Linked DNA regions of Homo sapiens: region 2 is linked to region 1. Evidence: read pairs that join two places in POLR2A ChIA-PET (ENCODE). Cell type or tissue: MCF 10A. All regions are shown on one strand. Each heading gives the region's core, and the rest is flanking DNA. Links, peaks and the distances in the headings are about the cores only. Region 1 overlaps IGF2BP2 (insulin like growth factor 2 mRNA binding protein 2). Region 2 overlaps TRA2B (transformer 2 beta homolog).

Region 1 (4,399 bases), core at 278-4,277:
ATTTTATTAATAGGTAAAATAATAACTGATGAAAAATGGCTACTGCAACTAAGACCTAATTTGATTTTGAGTTTCCAAACAGCTATCATCATTAGATAAGATCCATACGAGTTAATCCTGCCTATCAAGAAAAGGACTTTTCCCTCTCACTCATAGACAAGCCTATGTGTAAGGGATACTAAACATAAAGGACAGTGTCTTCAACAATGTTTTATAGAAGATACAGATTTTCATGTGGCAGAGACTGCAAACTGGCAACCCGTGGGCCAGATTCAACCCACAGCTGTCTTTTTTTGACCTTCAGTGTCCATAAAAAATTTTGAATTGTTGCCAATATTTAAAACTTCAGATATTTAACATAAGAACTCTGACTTCCACCTCCTCTTGAAAAATCAGATTTGGGAACACTGGCCCTACATTTCCAAATGGCAGCAGTTGGCTGGAGCTAACTAATAGCTGTCCCTCCTGCACTATCCAGAACACCCTTGCCACCACTTACATCATCTACCCCTGTAAACATACGGTGATCTCTTACAAAAATCTTACTACAAAAGTTGTGTGCAAAATACGAAACCATGGGTCTCTGAAGGCCAGTCTGTGGGAGGCTACAGTGATGGAGCACATGGCAGGGGACGGTGCTCAGAGTAGGGTGTCTCTCTCTCTCTCTCTCTCTCTCTCTCTCTCTCTCTCTCTCTCTCTCCCCCTCTCCCTGCCTGGGCATCAGAACCTCTCAGGGGATCTTTAACAACACGTAGCTAAATTCCAAGGACTTTCAGGACTTTCCAAGAGTCCTTGGCCATAGGGGAAGAAATCACTGAGAAAACAGTATTTTTACTGTTTTAAAGTAATATCCTGTTTTTGAACAAAAATCATGTATGTAGGACTGATACTGAGGGGGTGTGTATTAAAGTATCATGGCTTGTGACCTAGCACATTTGTTCGTTCTAACCAACTGAAAATGTTTTGAAGATCACTCCTGTGTTCGTGGAGCCCCACCTTACACAACAGATAAGAGGAGGGCTGCTCTGCCTCAAGAAGGATTAGCAAGCCAACCCTGCTTCCACCTCCTGAAGCAAAAACTTGTTTTCGATGAATGAATGGGTCCCGTGTCACCATGCCCATCACTCTTCAAAGGCAGTTGACTCTAATGGCTCTGCCAAGAGCCAGAGCGCAATCACTGGCCAAGGAGCTCCCTGGAAAGTTCCTGAAGGGCACGCATTCTATGTTGTTGACTATAGAAAAATCCATAGATTTAGTAGTCTGGCATGCAGCTGGCAAAGCAGATACTTGTTACCAAAATGAAAGTGACAGGAAATAGAGGGCTATTCCATGGAAAGCAGATGTAGGAGTAACAAGGGCAGGGTCTAAACTTTCCTCAAGAAAGGGCTTTGGGTCAAATCAAGGAATGAACTGAAGACTCAGAATTACACACTTTACACACTGTAGGGTGGGTGCTTACAAACTGTGTTTTAAAGCAGCAAACCCCTTTTCTAAACCAAATCTTAGACTCAACTCCAATTCTGTATATAAAACAGCAACAAATGCAGTTGTCTTCGTATTGGGCAGTGGGTAAGAAGCCAGGATTCCCATGTACGTACATCCATTCGTCCTTCCCATAAATTTGGCATCTCCTTGGAATCCTAAGGCTCTATGGAACAGTGTTTAATAAAAACTGCCATAGAGAATAAAAGATACAATGTTGGCCTAGAAATTTATAAGGCAGGTATTAACACCGTGACCACAATCGATACTTGTGAACTAAAGCCACTGATCAATTTCAATATCTAAATCATTTTCTTGAAACCATTATTGAAATAGACACAACATACCATTAATATGCAAATCAGTGAACAAAGAGCTAACTCTTCCCTGGCAACACTCTCGTGATGTAGAAATAATTATATTAGAACCAATCACCTGTTCCTGGGCCCTTTGTAACTCTTAAAATGCCTTTTCGACTTACCTACTTTACAAATCTAAATCTCTGTCTTCTTTAATTCAAATAATTGAGTAACCAGTACCTTTGTCATCTCAAATATTTTAAGAAGAAAAATATATAAACATTTTAAAAAATAATAAACAGCCAAAAATTTTAAATATTAAGCAACTAGTATCTTGTTCTCTATTCCTTAAAAGGGAGAATCAATTCCACATTTTTCAATATCTGAGCTTAAAATTTGGTTTCTCAGATCCTTGATTTCATCATCTTTAGTGGTGGCACAACTCAGGGAGTTTTACAAGGCTTAGTTTACAAATTCAGTGTCCATGACTTGAAGACATCACTATCAGCTCGAAAAGAAAGGGGTAAACAGTAGTACAGCTGGATCCAGGAGACAGGCCAGATTATTTATGTATCCACAACATTATTTTCTATCCGTCAATGGTTGAAAAACAAAAAATAAAGATGTTTTCCCTTTCCAAAGAATAAATACAACTGCACTTCAGGGGAAAAAAGTAACCCAAATTTTCAACCACTTACAAAAGCCTACAACGTTAGACCCCTACAACCATCGAAGCTCATGTGTCTGCTGCACATTCCAAGTAAGTGTATGCCACAGAACCCATACATTCCAACACATTGAGCAAGCACACACATGCCTCCCCAGCTTCCCCAACCCTCGGCCAACCAGGGGGCAATGGGGCTGCAGGCAGGCCTACACACCAGGCACCACACTGCCAGCCCTTTCCAGCCATCCCCAAGGAAATGCAAAGGAGAAGGAGAATGAGAGAGGAAGTGGCCGGTGTGAGGCCTTAGAGAAAGAAATGCAAAACCTTTTTTGGGGCAGGGCAACCACATACTCAGAGTTTTTAAGTGTCAAAGAAAAGAATATGTTGTGTGAGACTCCCAGTCCTGCTGTCACCGTTGGAATCACTTACTATCTTCCACACACTATCAGTGAGGACCAGTCTTTGCCACGTGCTCTGGAAGTATAGAAAGAAAATGCAGAAGATGTACACATGGTTTAGTCACCTACACTTCTATGGTCTCCTCCTTTCTCCTCTCCTCCCTCCCTTTCCCTCCTCCCTTCCTTCTTTCTTAATAATTTAAGAGGCTCAACTGCATTTTTTCAGTGTTAAACTGCTTTTATCATCTACCTCTGACTCTCTTAAATAAAGGGGCACAAAACATTGTACTTCAAAACCTTATTCATACAATGATAAAGAAAAACATCCACTGAAATTTCGAAGTATGCATTGTTAAAAATCACAAGGATCAGTAGGGACCAAAGTAAAAGGTCTCCATGTAATCCAAAAATACTATATAGCCTATCCTCACATGAGCTTTTTCAAAAACACCCTCTATTTAATGAATTGGTATGAGGTTAACCTGTCCAAAGAATCACCACTCGATTTTTTGTTTCATTTTTCAAAGAGAAAGAAAAGATATAGTAATAAAAATGTCTTTCCTGGTAATTTTTAAAGCTCTATTAGAGGTTCTTGACTGAGGAAAGTAATTATTTTATCTCATAAATTATATAAAATTATGTTCTTGTCAAAAAGCATGGCGTCTATCTAGAAGAAAACCTCTTATATATCTCATTTCATTGGTGGTTTAACTGTATCTTAAGTCCTATGTTACTAAACCAAAAAAGTAACAAAATGCATGAGATAAAAGTAACAAATGCATAAGATACTTAAGTATTGTATCAAAAAGTGCTTTCACTGACTTTTTCACGTGTCAAAGAGGTTTAAAATGTTCTGTTAATAAGGTGAACCATTTTCTAAAAAGCAATTTACAAAAATTCCATTATTTTCCTTCTCTAAGACACAGATATTTTTAAAAATACATATAAAAATGAAAGCATGCCAATCTTTGTGCAACATTCTGTATCCTAAACAAAAAAACCTCAAGTTTTTTTTCAGGATTTGAAAAAATATATATATCTGGGTCAAAGGCATGGAACAGGCCCTCCTCCCACACTGCATACATGTATGTTTTTTACACTTAACTGTCAACCACAATGATTTTTAAAAAAACCTCTTTCTCTTTATATAATTATAAATGCTTCTACTATAGGACTACTTCAAGGAAGTTCTTTCAAATTATGACTAACACTTTTAATTCTTTTCAATTATATTAAATTAAAAATATACTGAACTTGAGTTCCTAATCTTTCTCAGCATAGGTTTTATATATGGAAATTTTCTCTTATTCTAAGTTAGGAATAATATACAAAGTTACTTTATAGCCTGTATACATATTATCACAACTTTCTACTTCATTGCTAAGGTTCTGTTGCAGTATTCAAATGAGATGGACAACAAGCCACTGCCTTCTGAAGTTCTGGTCAGGAGCAAGGAGTTATTTTAGAGTCTGAAGCTTTAGAGCCCTTTGTGTAAGAAGGATAAAGACGGATCTCTTCAGGCTGTGGGGAGGATAAAACAGGAAGCCTAGTCC
Region 2 (4,399 bases), core at 193-4,192, 120 kb after region 1:
GGGACAGCTTTTGGGTTGAATTTCTCAATAAGTGCAAGGGATACCAGGTAACCAGAATAAAGCTACTTTGTAACCGTTACCTCTAACATTACAATAGCTAAATGTTGATAGCAAAAAAGGAGAAATAGGAATGAAAGCATCTGCCATTACTGCAATTTGTATTAGCTATCCTGTTCACTTGTGTGACCCACCTCTTCTAAGGGGAAGCTACGGTATTTTATCAGTAATCCTAGTCAATCAGCTGAAATAGGCATTAAACAGAAACAGAATTTGAAAAACCATCCCTGTGTATTTAGCAAATATGCATCTTAAATTTAGGGCCCAAATGCTCACAGATTTCCACTAGTGCCATATGGAAAAAACTAACACACTAATGCCAAAGGGAACTATTTTGTTCAATGCTTTGTTTGGATTTTGGGGGTTTGGTTCCATAACCATCCTGGTGACATTCCTTTGAAAATGGTTTAACAGAAAATATTCTACTATACATTGCTCAGTACTGAAGGAAAGGGGACAGTGCAATCTAAGAGTCCAGGGAGGTGGCAAAGACCACCAGTTCCAACCCTGGAGGTATTCGCTCATGCCCCAGGACCAGCAACATTAGACAGGTAAAGTTTATCTAGAGAGGACAACATGAAGCCCACTGTTACCCATGCTGGAGAGCTCACTGCTGCCTGGTGCTTGACTACTAAATATTTTTTAAAAATTGCATTTCAATCATTTAACTAAGCAGTTAAAATCAGAATTACCTAATTTAAACGTTTCCCCTGGAAGGCACTTCTTTACCCTGTATATATTTTCCTCTATTAAACAAATAATGCATGCATGTTTAGCAAAATATACAGGGACACATAAACAGACTAGTAATTACTTAGCGTAGTGCTTTCTGATTCCAGATTACTTCTTATCTTAACTTCATTTTTATTTCTTTTCTTCATTCTTCCGTTTCAAATTCTGACTTCTTTCATCTTCCCCACTTCACACAAATTGCTCAATATTCTACAAGTGGGACTTCTGGTCTGATAATTAGCATGCATTCTTTCTTTTATTTTTTCAAATTTCAGCTTCACTTATTCCTGAGCTTCAAATACTCATTTATAAAACTTGTCAAATGACGACTTCCGCATTTTCCTTCTTCAACATTAACCTTAATAGAAAAAGAACAGGATGAAGAATATTTTAAAACTCCAGGATAAAATCCAGTGCCAAAACTGAAACTAGAAAAAAAAAATCCCTTTGTTGATTTGGATTAAAAAAAAAAAAAAAGAAACTAGAATATGCAGCTCAAAAAACTGAAAACTACATAGTTTTCTGCTGGTTCTAGAATATATGGTAATCTCATTTCTCTACTCCAAATAGACTTATCATGCTTAAGTTGAATGTGAAGTGCGCCACTGAACATTTACTGTTCATTTAACATTTTAAGAACTATTAGTTACATTTCACACTTCTTATTATATTCAATAGAAAATAGGTTAAGTGTCAAAAGCACACCTCTAGTCAAAAAGTGACACATTAATACATAAGTGCATGAAAGGAAAGCACGGACAATTCATTTGTACAATGACAAACGCTCAGGGTTGAAGAGGTTTACAGTATTGTGACTTGTCTAGATAGGATAAAGAAACGTATTTAGCGTCACACATTTTTGTACTGTATTTAAAGAGCTCTGCAGAAAGACGGTGTCAGGGAACCTGACAATTTGGAGCTTAAGTGTAACCCACCCCCTGGAAAAGCTGCTCTAGTGAGATTTTATAGTATGAATCATAAAAAGACAAAATCAAGTCAACCACCTACAATATGCCAGTAGCTATGAAGGAAAGCAGAACAAACTTGAATCCAACACTGGTATTTTCAAAGAGTTTTGTTGTACATTTTCCCCCTCAATTTAGAAAATATTAAGTCTTCTGGATGTCCAAAGGAGAAATACTACTTTAAAAGGTGGCACTATTTAAATTACAGCTCACCTCCTCAAATAATTAAAAAGATTGAATTTAGTTGATCTGTAAATGTCTGTTGAACATACTAAACAAAATAAAATACTGCCTACATAAAACATGCTAGTTTTTCTTGTTATCCTACATTTCACTTTGATGATCTTTCATTTTATTGTCAATTACTTCCTCTCCTGGTTTTTCCTCCTGAAAAAAATGTAAGGCTTTGTTTAAAAAAATTGCAAGTCTTTATACCTATCTGGGCATAAAGACAACCATCGTTAATCTGGCAAGTGCTGTGATGTCTTTCCTAACAAAAGGATAATTTCCAGTCTAGTTTTAGAGTCAATTATTGTTTATTTAATCCGAAAATTTTTAAATATGTTTTTATTTAAGGGAGTTACAGTAATTGGCTTTCTTTAAATCTCCATCACTAAAATGCAATGGGAAATGTTTTCTGGCAGCACAAATGTAATCATGGAATCAGAATGCCCAAGCAGGTTTCCTTAGGGCCTCCTAAAACTTCGATACAGACAGGGCACTTAGATGCAGAAGATACAAGAATAGAGGCCATAGCTCTAGCTATCACAACTGTTTTCAATGTGGATACCTTCCTGCTGTTACTTCATTACCCCTTCCTAACCTGGTTCCTTCTCTTATAGTCTAAGAACAAAACCATTACTAAATTATTATAAATATTAGATTTAATTCAACTCAGCTAAGTTCAAGTGGCTACTTTATAAAACCAGAAGATCAACTCTTGGGCTAATGTTATGTACATTTAGTTAAGAGACCCTAGTTAGAAATAAACAGAAACTTGTCCTATCAACACAATTTTTGTTAAAATGTTTCTAGGGGATACAACTAGAATCCATTTAACATTAAACATGCACAAACTCATTAAGTTGACTGACAAGGCAATATTTTAAAAATTGGGAGGGACAGGGGCAAAGAAAACCTCATTAATCCTGTTATGGAAAGGTCAATGCTCATATCAATATAATAAGGACTATATTTTTTTCTGGCAGCCAAACTGTCTACCAGAAGAGTAAATGGATAAGTAAATCCTCAAAAACTGGAGAATAGTGTCTGGAAAAAAACATCATCTGAAATTAGTTGTAGGCCTGTGCTTATAAAAACTCTCTTGTAAATATAGCACAGACTGTTAAATTTACATTCATAAAACAGTCAGTACTCCCCAACAAAAGCAAATATAAATATCTTTTGACTTTTCAGAAGACTACCTTTTAACCTAATTTCTAACCACAAAAATTAGAGAAAAAGGGGCCCCTTATCCAAACTGTCAGGTAACAATCTATGTTGATAACATCAATCTCAATGTAACCTCCAAAACCCAATTCAAAGCAAAGATTTTGGGGGAATTTCAAGACTGTAATTTGCTACAGTGAAGAACTTCTTTTGGTTTGCAGTTTAAAAACAAGACTAAGTGATTTCAATATCTAATTCTACATAGCCCACACCCCCAATACTAACCTGGGTCAAAACACTTAAAATTCCTAAACATCAGTCACCATGCCTTGTTAAAAAAACAGTCGCATATGTAAAAACACTGATCAACATAAAATGCTAAGGCTCAAGAAATATACACAGCTGTAGCTCTGCCCTTGTCCTGGGCAAAATAGCTATGAAAGCATTAATATTTACCACCTACGTTCGGATTTTATTGTAGAGAAAGGAGGAAAAAACGCTATGTAAGGCAAATCCCATTAACACTTCCCCCACCACCTGAATTCCTTTTCAACCTTTTGGCAAAACCAGTAGTACTTACCTTATAAAATCACCTGTAATGTCAGCTTGAAAATGTCACGTTCTAGTTCCAGACAATATCCACAATATTAAAGCATTCTTGTTTAAAACCAAGAAAAAAATATTTCAACCGGGTTTCAAGAGACTGATAAACCTAACCAGACTCACAATACAAAACAATTTCCTCCTATTTGACAATTCAATCCTTTTTTAAAGGAAATTTGGTGAGATGGCTGCAATTCTTTAGAAAGAAGTAGATTCAGAGATGTTTCAGTTTTGAAAATTAGAATTTAGAGTTTAGGAGCTAAAACCAAGGAATATAAAAAGACATCCCAAGATTCAGCAGAAGATGAGAAAAACTGCAGAATTTGAAAAGCAGTTTGATGGGTTGGTGTCCAGATGCTGCTATTCATCTCTAATGATAAAGATTACGTGCCTATGTTGCAATCACATCGGCTTTACAAAAATAATAGCCAGTATTCTATCAGAGTATCTGCTGGGTCAAAACATTTTCTTTAACATCTGGTCCATACATCAGTGTCTCCTTAGTTTCTGGATTCCTTTAGTAAAGACTCACTCGTAGAAACTCATTACAATATTGAGAGGCTCAGAACATTACACTGCGTGCAAGACCAACATACAAATCTCACACAACCTATACGCTGTGACCATTATTGGGCTCTAAAGATTACCCTGCA

Evidence for each region. ChIA-PET counts read pairs that join two places held together with the same protein. Peaks named below come from ENCODE experiments on the same cell type or tissue, not always from the same donor. Only the 100,000 strongest peaks of a DNase experiment are listed, where the experiment ranks them.
Region 2: POLR2A ChIA-PET joins it to region 1 with 17 read pairs; 16 of 35 experiments call an interaction of 5 or more read pairs at or near these places.

What each region holds. Positions count from the first base shown.
Region 1 is chr3:185,811,179-185,815,577 of GRCh38, forward strand. The region is part of intron 2 of IGF2BP2 (insulin like growth factor 2 mRNA binding protein 2); the gene reads right to left. Among named protein-coding and RNA genes, the nearest start is that of IGF2BP2, 12 kb to the right of the region's middle. In MCF 10A, for the core only: no CTCF peak of the experiment used is centred there; a DNase peak (open chromatin) is centred at 2,613.
Region 2 is chr3:185,930,706-185,935,104 of GRCh38, forward strand. All of the region lies in intron 1 of TRA2B (transformer 2 beta homolog), which reads right to left. Among named protein-coding and RNA genes, the nearest start is that of TRA2B, 5.1 kb to the right of the region's middle. In MCF 10A, for the core only: no CTCF peak of the experiment used is centred there; no DNase peak of the experiment used is centred there.